Linked DNA regions of Mus musculus: region 1 is linked to region 2. Evidence: chromatin loops called from intact Hi-C (ENCODE). Cell type or tissue: heart. All regions are shown on one strand. Links, peaks and the distances in the headings refer to the core of each region. The heading gives the core; the rest is flanking DNA.

What was found. A loop is a pair of places that touch in the nucleus more often than their neighbours do. Peaks named below come from ENCODE experiments on the same cell type or tissue, not always from the same donor. Only the 100,000 strongest peaks of a DNase experiment are listed, where the experiment ranks them.
Region 1: a loop joins it to region 2, with 2.3 times the contacts of the local background. A loop is called at or near these places in 10 of 42 quality-filtered maps.

Annotation. Positions count from the first base shown.
Region 1 is chr5:139,663,462-139,671,785 of GRCm38, reverse strand. Gm46926 (a long non-coding RNA gene) reads left to right here and starts at 2,574. Exons shown (of 2, transcript XR_001785003.1): 1 at 2,574-3,174. In heart, for the core only: CTCF peaks have their summits at 2,176 (motif pointing right) and 3,051 (motif pointing right); a DNase peak (open chromatin) is centred at 3,055; H3K4me3 peaks cover 324 bases; H3K27me3 peaks cover 7,569 bases.
Region 2 is chr5:139,350,558-139,358,881 of GRCm38, reverse strand. Cyp2w1 (cytochrome P450, family 2, subfamily w, polypeptide 1) reads right to left here and starts at 6,266. Exons shown (of 9, transcript NM_001160265.2): 1 at 6,053-6,266; 2 at 4,880-5,042; 3 at 4,493-4,642; 4 at 4,265-4,422; 5 at 3,155-3,328; 6 at 2,694-2,832; 7 at 2,430-2,614; 8 at 2,135-2,276; 9 at 1-2,036. The coding sequence starts at 6,235. The coding sequence ends at 1,849. In heart, for the core only: CTCF peaks have their summits at 79 (motif pointing right), 3,453 (motif pointing right) and 5,161 (motif pointing right); DNase peaks (open chromatin) are centred at 3,295 and 4,457; H3K27ac peaks cover 487 bases; H3K27me3 peaks cover 5,246 bases.

The DNA of each region.
Region 1 (8,324 bases), core at 23-8,022, 310 kb before region 2:
CCAAGACGGAGAGGAGTTGAGAAAGAGCCCAGCTTCAGCCTCTGACCTCCAAATTTCACCTGCAGACACAAGCACGCTCGCGCGCACACGCACACACACACACACACACACACAGAAGCAAGAGATGAGAAGTGTCCTCCAGAGGTGCCTCAGTCTTCTGGGCAGTTCGGTGACTTGAAAGAAGTTTGTTTACTTGTTTTCTTTTGTACTGTTAGGGATGGAACCCAGGGCCTCGTACATACCAGTAAAATGCTGTCCTGCTTGGTCACACCCCCAGCCCCTCACTGGGCAGAGTGGCCTCCATTCAGTGACTACCTCACTGCGGCCCTCCTGCAGGTCTCCTCCTGCTCTGGGGAGGACTCAGGCACTGGCCTCACCCCACCCCACCCCTCACTGTCCTTTTGTCCTCCAGGGGTGAAAGCACTGTTCTTCCTCATTCATCTGCATTCTTTGAGCTGAGTATCACAATAATCACGGACTCCATGCTACAGCAGAGGTCAGCACTGTCAGGGACAAACTGTCAATCATTTCTCTATCCCTTTGTTCCTCCATCCATCTATGAGATGTCTTTCATTCTCTATCTATCTATCTATCTATCTATCTATCTATCTATCTATCTATCTATCTATCCATCCACCTATCTACTTGTCTATCATCAACTATCTATTGAGCTCTATACTCATAACCCACCTATTGATCTACCTGCCTGATTTTAATCTGTAATGTTCATAGTGGTGAGGATGATACCCTGCTGCTGCCTCAACACTCAGCAGACCGAGGCAGAAAGGTTAAGAATTCAAGGCCTGTCTGGGCTAATGAGTGAACTCAAGGTCAGTTTAGACAACTTAGGGAAAGCCTGTCTCATAAGACTAAAAGTACAGCTCAGTAGTAGAGCCCCTGCCTAGAATCCCCCAGTGAGTGGCATGGGTGTGGCTTAGTGGTAGAGCCCCTGCCTAGAATCCCCCAGTGAGGGGCTGGGGTGTGGCTCAGTGGTAGAGCCCCTGTCTAGACTCCCCCAGTGAGGGGCTGGGGTGTGGCTCAGTGCTAGAGCCCCTGCCTAGACTCCCCCAGTGAGGGGCTGGGGTGTGGCTCAGTGGTAGAGCCCCTGCCTAGAATCCCCCAGTGAGGGGCTGGGGTATGGCTCAGTGGTAGAGCCCCTGTCTAGAATCCCCCAGTGAGGGGCATGGGTGTGGTTTAGTGGTAGAGCCCCTGTCTAGACTCCCCCAGGGAGGGGCTGGGGTGTGGCTCAGTGGTAGAGCCCCTGTCTAGACTCCCCCAGTGAGGGGCTGGGGTGTGGCTCAGTGGTAGAGCCCCTGCCTAGAATCCCCCAGTGAGGGGCTGGGATGTGGCTCACTGGTAGAGCCCCTGCCTAGACTCCCCAGTGAGGGGCTGGGGCGTGACCAAGCAGGGTAGCATTTTACTAGTACATACAAAGCCCTGGGTTCCATCCCTAGCACTACAAAAGAAAACAAATAAACAAACTTTCAAGTTTAAGTTACCAAACTGCCCAGGAACAGAGCGAGGCACCTCTGGAGGCAGTGAGCTCTCTATAAGTGGGAACTCTCAGTAAGAGGCCAATGTCACCTCCTAAATCCTTGCTGGGATTCGGTGCCTTTGTACCTCAGGCTGCGCAAGGCTGGGCAGTGCATAACCTGGCTCTGCAGGTCCCCAAGCCTGGGCTGCAGCCATGGCCCTGCCAATATGCCATCCTGGTATAAAACAGATACACTCATATGCAGGCTCTGATATCACAGCAGGGCCTGCTCACCCCATGTTGGTCACACAGTGGTCCCTGATGACCCCCTGGGCTCAGCCACAGGCAGGCTTAGACAAGGACTGGACTGGTAAACATCTGTGTAGGTCACCAGGGGGAAGCAGACACCTTCCTCTAACACTTCCATGTCCACCTGGTCCTCTGTGCTTCGGGACCTTCCCATTGCCCTTGGGGCTCTCTGTCCCTCCTCCCTGCTGGCTGCAGTCTCTGTCAGTGCATCCCAGAGGCTAGTACAGATGGGCAGGAGGTGCGGATGGGCAGGTGCTGGCACCCATCGTTGTCCAGGCTTCCTCGTTCCTCCCACCTCTGGGATATGGCTACCTGTTCTCAGCACACCAGGACCCCTTCTTCCTCAACACAAGGATGGTTCTCAGACAAAAGCAGGGAGGGGTCCAGGAGGATGACCACTGGAGGGCGCTCAAGCCCCTGTGCCCAGGGTAACCTCATCCTAACTGCTTGGCTCTCTACGTCCTGCCTCATCAAGTCGGTCCAGCATTCCTCTGCCTGAGCGACCCACAGATGAAGCCTCTGAGTTAGGGCTCCTCAGTAGCAATCATACTCCGAGCTGTGGGAGTCAAACAGGGTGAATCATGCAGTTGCCAGAGGCCTCAGTTGCCCATTTCTAAGATGGGACTAAAAGCCGACGAAGACTTGGAAGAGCAGACAGCCTGTGAGTGAAGTACTCGCTAATTCACACGCTCATGGTCCCGGTACTCCCCGAAACCCTGAGGGACAGGGCCAGCTAGGGGCCAGGTGGGAGCAGGCCAGCCACGGTGGCCCTGTGATTACTGATTGTCACATTTCTGTAGTGGGCCCCATCATTGTTGGGCTGGAGTCCCAAGAAGGCATGGTCTAGGTGGGCCTGAAGTCCTATTCGTAGGTGAAGTCTAGGTGAATAGACTCTGAAGTGAGGAGAGTCACTGATGGATGGGGGCTTTGGTGAACAGTCATTATGGGAAGGGGTCCACAGTGGGAGGGGCTCTTCGGGACGGATGGGTCTGCTTTGGTCAGGATCCCTGATAAGCGGGGCTGTTGATGGGCAGGGTCATTGATGGGAAAGTGTCTAAATGGAAGAATTCATTGATAGGGCTATTGGTATTAAGGGCTACTTGGTGGGTGGGGGTCACTGATGATCAGAGGTCCTCAGTGGGTGATTGTTCTGCCGGGTTACTTGTGAAGGAGTCATTGTTGGTTTGGGGTCACTCGTGGTCAGGGCCTCAGCTGACCTCCTCTGGGGGGAATCTTGGCGCGGTCTGGGGTCTGCGCTCCTATCTGACGTCGGCAGGGGGCGCCCCTTGCGCGTCGCTGCGTCTGGTCTGCTCACGGAGACTCCACCCGGGCTATAGAGGAGCCACAAGGGCACTTGCGTCGGCCTGGAGGCGCTGCGGGGCTGCAGACCGGTGCGTACTTAGGCGTCCCTGGGGAGGGTTCCTTCTATTTGCAAGCCAGCACTAGGTCCCTGCGCCTGATTTCTACTCCAGCTTCGTTCGGTACAACTGGACATCCCTTTGGAACAAACACACCGGGCAGGGCGGAGAGGCTCAGAGAAAGGGGAATCTGGGTTTTTGGTTGAGCAAGGCAAGGGGCGAAACTTATACAAGGCTAGATGTGCCCTAATTCAGTTTCCCCATCTGTGGAATGGGATGTGGCATGATCTGCCTAGGCGAGGACAAAGGAGGTGGCTTAGCTGGGTCTGGGATCTGAGGACGCCCGAGGCTGTGAATTCTTGGTCAAGTTCTCTTTCTGAGTCCTGGAAGGAATAGCTTTGGGAGAGACTGACTCTTTTCTGCCTGGATTTGCCAACACCCACCTCCCCCTGAGGAGGAAGGCCAACAACTCAATCCATACAGAGATCGACGACCCTCTTCCTGGAAGGGAAATACATTCTTCAGAGGAAATCCTGGTCACAGTAAAGTGGTTGAGCACCACTGACTGACCGTCCTCTCCCAACATGGGGGGACAACCTTTTCTGCAGAGGTGTCAGGAGCCTTTAGAGGACCCACAACGCATGTTATTCTGGACCACTTTCCAGATGGGGAAATTGAGTCAAGTTAGTTGTGGCACCCTGTTAGAAAGCCTTCCCACACCACCACAGCCGCGGGGGGGGGGGGGGCGGGAAGAGGCGGGAAGAGGCCTGCTCACCCCCTCCCCTGTTCTACATGCTCAGTGACCTCTGTGTTGGGGCACATGGCATCATGATTTACGAGCAACTGAATGGTGTTTGTGTCTCCTTGGAAAGCAATCTGGGCTGGGCTCTTTGATGGTGGACTCCAGGTCTGGGAACCTTCCTTGGACGATGATTCGAAAACCACGCCTTGCCTCCTGCACAAAGATGTTCAGCACAGTGTTTATAACCATGGAAAATTGCAGCTACCAGTGGTGTGTCCCCAGAGCCCTTGGGGACCCATACGTCTTGAGCTGGTGTCAACACTGAGACTTTTTTTAAAAAAATACTGGGGTGTATAGAGAGAAGGTACAGGGTTAAATTGGGGTGCTGTGGAGAACCCACTCAGGGAGGCCCGATCAGCCTCCCCCACCACCACCAGTCTTTACCCCGTGAGCGTGTGCTTTGCTGATCGTAGGAGAACGCCAACATCATTTAAATGGAAAATTATTGAAAGCCCCTCTTGTATACTGCAGTATTTATGAGCGAGATGATACGGAGGCTGGGATTTGTTTTAAAACTAACTCCAGATGTGTTACTGCACTACTAGGGCAATTAACAAGGAAGTTTGTGCACACACACACACACACACACACACACACACCACTGTGTGGTGGTGGGTCTGGATGGGGGAGGGGCAGGGAGAAGAGGTAGTAGTGTCCCCTCCGTGGCCCCACCTGGAGATAGACATCCTGAGTTTTAGTCTTGTTCTGCATTGTGGTCAATTAGCTCCATTATCTGGGATGAAATGGGGAAAAGGGCTCATGGCAAAACCTTCCTTAAGGTTGGAAGGGCAGGCCAACAAGGCAGGGCCAGGTCTATAGGATACACCAGGCTTCCTGGTCAAGTGTCAGGACCAAGCTATGGTCCCAGGCTTAGCCCCAGAACCTGGGACAGAAGGGGGGAACAGTCAGGAAGAAAATGAGAACGTTTCTCTGCTCTCTAGCCCAGCACCTGTGGGTGTCCCCAGTGGGCAGGTGCCAGGCAGAGCCAGGAGACTCTGCTATGGCTCAGCTCCCCAGAGGCCATTGCAGCTTGTTTATTCTTCTCCGCTCCCCAGGGAGGCTTACTTTGTTGAGTGCGTGGTGACTGATGCTGAGTTTGTGCTTAGGGGACAATGAGGAACTTCCTGGTTAAGTGGAATGACACCCATGGAGGCTACATGTGAAATAGGGAAGTCTGGCTTCCTTCCTCCAGGCTGATTAGGCCCAAGCTTTGGAGCCAGGCATCCAGGCACATGTGAGATGGGGGCAGGTGGAAGTTACAAACTATGCCTGGGGTGGTGTGAATGCTTTGGGCTGTCTGATGATCCAGGAGGACACTGTCCCATCTCACTGCTACCTCTCTGAGCTCCAATTATGAGTGAACGCGGCTGGGGGGGGGGGCACGTCTTACTCCTCGAAGCCTGTAGCATCTGACATGGAGCCTTAGACTACTAATCTTTGTGCCTTTTCGCTGAAGCTGGGAACAGATCTTGCCTGCATGTGGTGGACACTTGGGAGAACTCTGTGCAGCTAACATAAAAGCTGTGACTCCCCATCCTCTGTTGGATACCCCCACCCTGGCATTCGCATCTCTAGCTGCTGGCTTGTGGAATTCACCACCCCAGAGCCTCTTCAGGCCTTTGTCACTGGGAATGCTTCCTTCCCTTGGTCTTTGAGCTCTTCCTCATCTGTTACCTCCTTGGGGTGGGACGTTCAGCTGGTCATAGCAGGCTCCCATCCTTGCATCTCCTCACACTCTTCTTGCTCTGTGACTTGTACCTGTTCCTATGGAAGAGTGGAGACATGCACACACACACACACACACACACACACACACACACACTCACCCACTCACACAGTCACACATTCTCACACACTCACACATACTCACACACAATCTCACACACAAACTCACGAATACACACTCACACACTCACAATTTCACACATTCACATACACACTCACATATTCACACTCACACATACACACTCTCACACTCACAGACACACTCTAACACATACTTACACACTTATATAGTCACACACACTAACACACTCACACATATACTCACTAACACACACACACACACACACACACACACACACACAGAAAGCTTGCACTGGCTTTTCCCTGGACGCACAGAGCTCTGCCACCCACCATGCTGTGAGGAACCCCCTGCAAGCCAAGAGCAGGTGCCACAGGCAGACATCCAAACTGACAGCCTTATGAGGACCCAAGTCAATTCCCAGGATGTGGGGGAAAACACCAGCAGGTGATCTGCCCCCTGGCTGTCCAGGCTTGTAACTGAGACTCCTGTAGTGTGGTGCAGAGAGGACCCACCCACTCTGTGCTTGACTAACGATGCTGTTTGGTTTGGTGTGACAGCCAGCAGTATATGACAGGAACGCATTTTCCTACTGGTCTTTCCCAATATTTGTATTTCCTTATATGGCTGTGGCCTGCACATGTCCTTATGGGCTCTGGAAGACTCCGAAGATGCTAGAGACCCTGGTGCATGCTGGAGGGACAGGATGACTCTGAGTTCACAGAGGTTTCCATGGGACAGGCTGGGTAGGGTTGGCCACCACAGTGCTCAAACTGAGGTCCAGATCCTCTCTATTACTTAATCACTGGCTCAAGGAGGCAGGTTTGGCCCATTAGCTGAGATGACTGAAGCCAGTTACCATGCTAGGACCTGTTGGGGATTCCATCAGTCCCCATAAGGAGTTCTAGGACGGGTTGGAGCCTGTCTGGGCTGGTGGATGCTCTCTTGTCTCATCTGCTCTATAGCTGGACAGAGCTGAGGCATAGACCCACCCCTGGGTGGAAGATGAAGCAGATGGCACAGAAATCAAAAGTGGTTAGAGTTGGGGCTGATGGGTAGGTCTGCCATTTCAGGTCTCCTGAGGATGAATGTTAGAAGTTCAAGGCCTGCCTAGATAACTTAGTAAGAACCTATCTGTCACACACACACACACATACACACACACACACACACACACACACACACACACACACACACACACACAAGCAGAAAGAGGGCTTGAGTTGAGGTCAGTGGTGGAATACTTGCCTAGAATATTCTGTAGATGCCGGAGGGGGTGGCACACATCAGGAGAGTATCTGTCACTGTCTACCCCCCCCCCCCAGCCACCATGAGAAGCGGAGGACATGGCTCAGTGATAGATTGTTTGCATAGCATGTATCAAGCTTTGGGTTCACTTTCCAGTACTTAAGCAACAGCAGAGAAGCCCACCGTGGTTAGGCAGCTGAGGGGAAACGCTGGGGCAGAGCACCAACCCCATAGGACGCTGGCCAGAGTGAGGACATGGCAGGAGGGGCTTCCTGCCCATCTTCTTCTGGGACCTGGACGCTCAATGCATGGTTTCACCCAGCTCCTGCCCGTGGACTGGTCCTTCTGCAGCCCAGCCTGGGAAGAGTTAAGTGCCGGCTGCCCCCAGCCACAGTCTGTCTGATCCCCGAATCCTCTTTTAATTATTTTGTTCTGCTGATGGCAACACCTCCTGCCCACCCGCACCTGCTCTGCTTGGTATGCACTGCTGGGGCCCTGTGAATATCTTGCCCAGGAAAACAATAAATGAGGCCTAACTTCCTGCCCAGAGGGGCCCTGGTGTGTTGGCCTGGCCAGGACACCCTTGTATATACCAATCCCTGGCAACTGAGCTCAGTGATAGGGGGTCAGAGGTAAGAGCTAGGTGTACGTGCAGGGGGGCAGGGAACAGAAGGAGGGAGGAGTCCTAGGAGTCAAGCCCATTTTACAGATGCAAGAACTGAGGCCAAGAGGGGAACAAAATCAATGTTAACTACCTTCAGCACCAAGGAAACTGGGTAACCATCTGGAGGTGTCCTGCCCAGAAATGAGCACACGTGTTTACAGTACCCATAGGAACGGGCAGCAGCTCAGCTGTATTTTGCATCCTTCCTGCAGACTCCCTTGGATTGCAGATGGGGCACTCAGCTGTCCACCCAACTCCAACTCCACCTCCACCTGGGTTCTAACTCTCACAGGCCAGCCTCACCCTCTGCCACCAGGACCATACCCAAAGAGTCAGAGTCCTCCAATTGGGTGATTGCAGGGTGATCTGTGGGTTTTCATCCTGCATCCCTACAGTTGGGGATCCCCCCCCTTCTCTTTCTTTTTTTTTTTAAAGATTTATTTATTTATTATATGTAAGTACACTGTAGTTGTCTTCAGATACACCAGAAGAGGGCATCAGATCTCATTACGGGTGGTTGTGAGCCACCATGTGGTTGCTGGGATTTGAACTTCAGACCTTCGGAAGAGCAGTCGGGTGCTCTTACCCACTGAGCCATCTCACCAGCCCCCTCCCCCCTTCTCTTTCTAAAAATTAAAAAAAAATTATTTTGTATCTATGAGTGT
Region 2 (8,324 bases), core at 57-8,056:
CTGGAGGCCCACTATCCTGAGCCTGTGAGAGCAGCCATAGTCCTTCATGAGCAGTCCACTCAGATCCAACTGCCACTAGAGGGCAGACCCCACACTCCCAAACCTTAAGCATGTTGTCCTCTGCCTTCCTGCCTGGCAGTTGCCACATGGCAGGAGAGAGGACACACTGGGGCAGCCTCTAGACTTCTAACCTGCCAGCTCACTTGAGTGGAGCAGAGCTGAGCTGACCCCAGGTCTAGTAAAAGTGATGAGATTGACAACAGTGGCGCACGCCTTTAGTCCCAGCACTCGGGAGGCAGAGACAGGCAGAACTCTGAGTTCAAGGCCAGCCTGGTCCACAGAGTGAGTTCTAGGACAGCCAGGGCTACACAGAAAAACCCTGTTTCAAAAAACAAATGGGATAGGCTTGTCTCCGGTCCCTAGCACTTGGGCACAGTAGCCAAATACTGCATTAATGTGGGGAGACAGGCGGCCAGCCAAAGCATGAACCCCTTCCTGGGTCTTGGGGTCTCAGACAATCTGGCTACAAACCCTGTCCTCGACCTTGTCCTATGTCATTTAGACACTCTGTCACTTCATGTTTAGTTACTTTAAAGCACTGGCTGGGGCCAGCACCAACACAGTACACCACCAGAGCCCAAGGGGGACTTACTCATGTCTCTTTAGTCAACAGCGACCTGTCACCACCAACCACCAGACTCTTGGTGCCAGAAGGGACCCAAGTGTTGTATGATCTGGGTCTCACATGTACTCCAACTGGCTCTTGCCACTCATGGTGGCATCTAGGCCTGCCCTTCCGCACTTGGGGAAGCCCTGTACTGACGGTGGCCATATCCGTGGCCACAGGAATGCTTCTGGAGAAGGCACAGCTGGAGTTGGCACGTCACAACAGACATACGCAACAAGGTTATCACCCGCGCATTTCAAAGCCTTGAGTGAGCGCACAGAGAAACAAGGAATACAAACACCACTGAGAAGAGGAGGTGGGGCAGGGGGAGGAGATGGAAGGAACAAGGACCATAGCTAAGGGTTTCCTGGTAGCCAAGTCGAAACAGGAAATGTGGTAGGTTCCTCGCTGTTGGTGAGAACTGGCATCAGGAACCAGGCGAAGGTTCCCGGGGCATCAGCTGGGCGAAGCTCTTTCCCTCCAGCCATTCCTGTTCCAAGTAGCCACATGGCAGAATGCCAGTTGTCACAGCAAAAGAAAGGAACAAAAATGTCGCCTGTGGTCAAGCTCAGCAGCCCCTGGGTCCCCTTGGTACCAGTCAAAGGTGGAGCAATCCCGAACTTTGGGCAGAATCTGCCTAGGTAGGGAGATGGGGTATACGGGGGGGCTATGGAAGGGCTATAGACCAGGCTTCTGGGGATGGGGGAACCCTGTGACCTGGTGGGAAGCCTGGGTATAGCCAAAGATAGGGTGGGCGGGGGGTGCAGTGTGTGTGTGGGGGGGAGAACAATGAAGGGATTGTAGTCTCTACTCTGAGGATTTGGCTGCCTTGGGGACCAGAATAGAAAAGTGTCTGTAGTGTCCGGGGTGTAAAAGCCTGGAAGGTGAGTTAGGGTTCCTGTAAGCACCATATCAGGACAGGGTAGGGCCGCTGCACTGGGCCGATACGCCCTCTGCCCCATGATGCCAGATGAAAGGCCAGCTTCCAACCTCCACATACGGGTAAGCAGCCTTGGCACCACTGTACACTGAGTCATAAGAGCTGTGGTGGTCCAGAGGGACAGTGTGGGACTGTCTGCCTATCATTCATTGCTAGGAATGCTACAACCACCCCAAAACCTGCAGTGCACCCTGGAGGAGAGGTAGGCTAGGCTCTGGTAGTTTTCCAGAATGTGTGCACCCTAAGATCTCGGCACCACACACAAGGTCTGGGCAGGAGGCCGCATGGTGAAAGCTGGGGCAGGCCGTAAATCCAGGTCTGCAGGGCTGAGGCCGGGTGGGGGCAGGAGGCGGTACCGCTGAAGGAGGCCAGCGAACAGCAGGAAGAGCTCTGTCCTGGCCAGGCTCTTCCCAACGCAGACCCGGCGACCTGCAAGAGAAACCCATGTAAGATGCCAGGCCTGCTCCTGGAGGGGAGAGGGCTGAGCAGAAGCTGGTGTAGGCACACCCCGAAGGCTAGCAAGTTACCAGCGGAGAATGGCAGGAAGGCCCCCCGCTTCATAAAGCGCCCCTTCGCGTCCAGAAAGTGGTTTGGGTTGAACTGGCTTGGGGTCTCCCACTGCGTCTTGTCCAGGAGGACTGAAGTGAGCAAAGGAATCACAGGAGTGCCCTGTGAAGCAGAGGGGTCCTGGGTGGGTAGGGGACGAGGGCAGGACACCATCTGGGGGAGCTCCTGCCACCCACCTGCCCCACGGGTGAATATGAGACCCAGGAAGTCCCCCATGCACCCCAAGTCAAAGGGAAGAAGTAAGTGGGGCCCCACCTTGGGGAGCAGGTAGCCACCCAGCTGGATGTCAGCAGCTGTGCAGCGGGGCACATGGGGCAGGAGTGTGATGTACCGCTGGACCTCATGCAACACAGCACTGGTGTAGGGCAGTGCTCGCTGGTGCTCTGGTTGAGGCAGCTGCCCAGGACCCAGCACTCGGTCCAGTTCCTCCTGCACGCGACCTAGGCCAGAGGGTAGCACTGTATGGGTGAAGCCCCATTCCTAACCCCCAAGAGCTCTCTATCATGGGGTGACTCTCACCCTGCACATGTGGGTGCTTAACCATCAGGAAGACGGCCCACTGCAGCGTGGCCGCCGTGGTCTCTGTTCCAGCCATGACCATGTCCAGTGTACAGGCCAGGACATTGGCCTCGCCAAACATGTCCTCAGGGTCATCTTCCTGCAGGGAGGGTGGTCAGAACTGGGCTCGAATCTAGGAGGATCCAACCCCAACCTGTAGCCCCAGCCTAGTTCCAGGACCCAGAGGAGGCTGGGCAGAGATCAGGCTGGGTGGAAAGCACTGGTGTTTACTGGGGGTTCACCCAACATCAGTGCCCACTCCAGGTATTCACAGGGGCCAATCTGATAGAGGAGACTGGGACTCCCAGAGGTCAACAGATGGGGAAGAGCCCTCCATAGTTCCCCTCCTGTGAACTGGGGCCCCCAACACCCCACCACCACCACCACCCCCGTCTCCGATGAAGCCCTGGCCCTGTCCACACCTGGCCCTGCTGAAGCAGAGCTTCTACATAACTCTGCGCGGGACCGCCCGTTGGCAAGGGTGGTCTCCGCGTTTCCAGCAGGGTTCTCAGGATGGTGCGCACCTCCTCGATCTTGCTCAAGACCGGCCTGTGCAACCGCAGGAAGGCCCCCAGCCGGGGGAACGTGTTGAATAGCTGCGTGTGGGCAGGACAGGGGGTAGGGTAGAGGTGAGGCGACAGATGCAGTTACTGTGAGCAAGCCAATCCGTCCATCAGGTGCAGGCTCTGGACAAACGAATCAGGGCAATGCTGCCCCTGGCCACAAGAGGGCACCAGGCCAGCAGAACTGGAGGCTTGTCACCCTCCTGGAAGTCCAGGGAGCAGGAGAACAATCTCAGGGTGTTCAGGAAGGAGCCAGCTGACCTGATGCATTTGGATGGCTCTGTGCAAGATCCAAGTACTCTTTGCTCCCTGGAAACATGTTCCTTTCTATTATCGCTGAAAGAAAGGAGTCATAGCTATGCGGGCTCACAGGTCCTTCGGATGGGCAATGTGTGACTTACAATAGAGTGGGTCTGGTGCCAGTAAGTCTTCAGAATTCCGGGTGCATTAGCAATTACTGGGGAAATGCCTCACATTGCTCTAAATGGTGAGGACCATCTCTACTGCCCAGGCATGGTAGCACACACCTTTAGTTCCAGCATTCAGGAGGCAAAGATGGGTGGATCTGTGTGATCGAAGCCAGCCTGGCCTATATAGACAATTCCGGAACAGCCAGGGCTACATAGAGACACTCTCTATCAAAAGAATAAATAAGTACAAGGAAACATGCCTGGGTGTGAGGGACCCTCGGACTCAGGTCCCACAAACTGTAAAGGTCCTTGCACACACTTCAGCAACTGCACTTATTACTATAGGGGTGTGTGAAAAGGTGGGGTTCTTTGGTCCAAATGCCCCATCTGCCAGAGAGCATAGGGCCTGCTTCATGTGCAGTCTGTCTTTGGCCGATGTCACACATCCGTTGTTTGAAGATTGTTAGGTACCAACCAGCCCTGACCTCAGGGTTTAGAACTGGGCCCAACATTCTAGTTCAGCTGGGGCTCAATTTCCTGTCGGGTGGCAACCTCTCACCTGTATGCCAGGTGACCCCAACAGGACCATGACCTGGTCAATGAGACTCAGCAGGGACACAAACACAGGATCCTGGTAGTCAAAGCGCTGGCCGAAGAGAAGTGTGAAGGTGATGTTGCAGGGTGCCCAACCCAGCAGCGCCAGGGGGAGGGGCTGGCCTGTAGGTCAGGGAGAAAGGCCTCAGGTGGGAATAGATGCTGGGCAGGGGCATCCCGGTCCCCCACTCACCTCCATAGCTATCCAGCTGTCCTTTAAGACAGGCCAGCTCCTGCAGCACCTTGCCCACCATGGATGGCTGTTGCACACCCAGGCTCTGCAGTGTGCGCACCGTGAATTGGCGACCCGCCCTCCAGCGAGCTCCAGAAGAAAAGAAAATGCCTGTCAGGTAGACATGAGCCATGAGTGCCAGCCACGCCCCATCTGATGATGCATGCAGGGAACAGGGGGCCCACTCGGGGTGGGGGGGCAGGCTCAACTCCATGCCCCTCCCATTCGGAGGTTACCCTGGGTCATACTTCTCCTGTCTTGCAATAGGCTGATCCTGTCTCTCCCTAGTACCAATCCAAGAGGCCTAGTCTCCCCCCCATCTGGCAAGGAACCCCAATGCCCACCTACCCCCACCTCGCTGGATGTGCTGGAAGATGGGAATTGGGGGCCGGTCGGCTAGCTCATGCCCGGTTCCAACCAAGGCCTCCCTCACCACCTCATAGCCCGACAGCACCACGGTCTTCTGAGATCCCAGATGGATTGTGAACATGGGCCCGTAGCGTTCTGAGAGCTGGTGGGGACAGACAGGTGTCAGACAGGCAGCCTCCACCCACCCTCTAAGAGTTACATACAGCCGTACTGTATGTAGGCTGGAAGCTTAAGAGCTGGAGAGAACCCCAAGAGCCCCTCCAGTCTCCCCAGGAGGGGGCGCTGTTCAAATGTTCAAACTTCCATCACCCCACTTCAAAGAGAAACCGTTGAAAAAAAATGAGAAAGCTAGAGTGGAATTTGTGGGTCTCACCCAGAGCCATGGCTGGATCTGCCTGATCTCTGCTCCTCAGACTGGGCCCCGAGGTAGGGCCTGAGCCTCTGAACCTAGTGCCGGCAGCCACGTCGGAGTCTAGCCTGACCCACCCTAGGAAAGGTGTGGCAGAGCCACTTCAAGCTAGCTCTGCAGTTGTGTGGACTTCTCTGCAAACAAGAGTCCCCAGACAAAATTCAAGGACCTCCACCCTACTGAGCCAGTTAACCCTGGCCAGTGGCGGTGCAGCCAGCTTACCTTCATGTCTGAGTTCTAGGGAGAAGCCGTACCTAGCTAATACCCTACCCAGACAAGGGCACTGCTGCCCTGCCACATTTCCAACACTTCTAGACACACCTGCCAGTCTCTTCCTCATTGTTCCAGAGCCCACCCTGCTCACCAATCCTGAGCCCTGACCCTTGGCTGCTGTCCTGTCCCATCTATCTATCTATCTATCTATCTATCTATCTATCTATCTACCTACCTACCTACCTACCTACCTACGTATCTATCTATCTATCTATCTATCTATCTATCTATCTATCTATCTATCTATCTATCTATCTTTTATTTGCAATTCTGGGATAGAACCAGGCTCTTGTGAATGCTAAGCAAACACACTACAATGAGCTATCTCCCTAGCCTAGGCCACTCTTGCTTCCAACATCTGCTCTCTGGGACAAGCCTCTGGCATCCTGAATCCCCCCTGGCTTCCCTTGTCAGTGCTGGGACACAGACACCATGTGAGCTGTGAGATGAAATAGGGTCGCCCACCCTACCTCCATCAGTGCCCGGTCTTGTTGGGTCACACCCAGCAAATGCAGGTTCCCCAGGAACGGCAGAGGGCGAGGCCCAGGGGGCCACCGAGGAGCCAGGGAGGGGCTCCGGGTGCAGCCCTGGAGCAGTCCCCACAGCCCCAGAAGTAGCAAGATCCCCCAGACACCCAGGAGCAGCAGAGCCATGTGAACAGCTGGATGGCAAATCCTCAGCTCTCCAGGGGCCCAGTGAGCCCTCTGCCTTATAGCCATCCTCCCCAGGGCGTGCCGGCACCCCACCCACCCCACCACCCCGAGAATGTGGAATGAGCAGTTTGCAGGAGACAGCCCAACAGGAGGCTTAAAGCTACAGGTTATGTGGAATGTGGGGTCTCCTCTGTGGCAGGGGGCCTGGGTTGGGGGCTGAAAGGACCTCTGTCGGCAGTACAGAGCCAAGACGTTTTGGTCACAGGTTATCCAAGCCTGGGCCAGGCGAGGTCAGGCTTCCAAGATACCTACATCCATCCCTCCATGTCTCCTCAGGTTCCAGTGTCACAGTCAGAGCCATGTCTATTCTGTCCCCCACTTTGGGAACCAATAGTTCTCCGTGGCCTCCCGTCAAAGTAGAACTTACGGGACTCTGAGACTAGACCCTCATCCTGAAAGAAAGGATGAGGGTCCCCTGTGTCCTCAGGACCCTAGTGCCCAGCAGGTACACTGAATGCCCTGTGCAGCCATCAAGGACCTCTCTCACCACAAGGACCTCAAAGCTCATAGCCTTCAGAAGCAGTGAGTGTCTGCTGAAGCTGAGGGAGCTCTCACCCCAGCAGCCTGGAGTAAGGGGCACAACCACCCAGACACTGAGGGGCCATCCCATTTAGGAGACCGTGAACAGACCCAGCAGGTGGCTGGGTTTACAGCCCTAGCTGTCTGGGCTCTAATCCTGTCTCTTAAACCCTGGAGGCCTCACTGGGGAGGAGGTGCCTCTGTGAGAAAGGGCTCTGCGGGCGGGTGGCTCTTGGCACCAGAAGTAGCTGGGTTGCTTCCCCGCAGCCTGCCTCAACATGAGGCACCTGGAGTCCTACCCCCCAAGCAGGGCCCCTCACCACGGGGCCTATTCCCTGGGGTGTTATCCACGCCCTGCACAAATGCTGAGCTGAGGAAGGCGCAGAAGCCATCCGCAGTCCTTACAGCCAGGTCTTGTCTGTGGAGAGAAGCCCAGCCTAGACTGCATTCACCCTAGCACCTCTCTTCCCTGCAACAGCGTGAGCCTGGGCTGCGACAGCTCCCTGTCGCTACTGTGGATGTCTGGGTCATGTTTCAACCAACTGCCACCAAGGCCACTTACAGAATATCCAAGCTAGGGCCCCTACCCAGACAGGAAAATCTACATAATCGCTGCAAGAAATCCTTATTGAGCAGTTGCTATGTGCCAGACTTGGCCAGGAGCGAGGGCTATGGAAATCAGAGGCAGAGGGACCAACAGGACTCTGATGTCACAATCCCAGGGGAGGATTGGTGTGGCTCCGTTTGCTTGTATTGGAAAGGAGGAAGTCAAGGCAGATGGTGTGCTGTGGTGTCTGCACGGTAGCTGGTGAGCTGAGATTTGCCTGGCCATCAGGGACAATGAATGGGATGTGGAGGTAGGTGTAGAAAAGCCAGGCAGGGTGGGACAGGAGACTGTCAGGATGATCAGGGCTGGAGTCTGCAGCCCCTCCGGGAGCAGGCACGAACTCCCATGCCAGCATGAGAGTCCCCATGGCTTCAGCGAAGACCCCAGAGTTGCCTGGGTGAGTTAAGTGTTCTGGTGTCCAGGCATCTCTGGACAACTTCCCCCGCAGTGTCCATGCTTCTGCATGGCTGGCTGGTGTGGCCCAAATCCTCCTGCTTCTGCCTCCCAGGGCTGGGATCGCAGGCAACACCACTCAGCTACCTTGGGAGTTATTTTGGGGAAGGAATTTTGCTGTTTGTTGTTATGGTGGTGGTGGTCTTGATACAGGGTCTTGTGTAGCTCATGCTGGCTTTGAACTCCTGCTCCTCCAGCCTCTCCTTCCCTAGGGCTTAGATTACTAGTATGCACCATGAACAGTTGAAAAGGTCTGTGTGTGTGTGTGTGTGTGTGTGTGTGTGTGTGTGTGTGTGTGTGTGTCCCCATATGTGCAGGTTCATGTGTGTGAGTACAAACACACACATACCACAGCCCGTGTGTAGAGGTCAGAGGATGACGTCTGGTATCAGTTCTCACCTTGAACCTTCTTTGCAATGGGATCCTTTGCTTGTAGCTGCCTACGAGCTG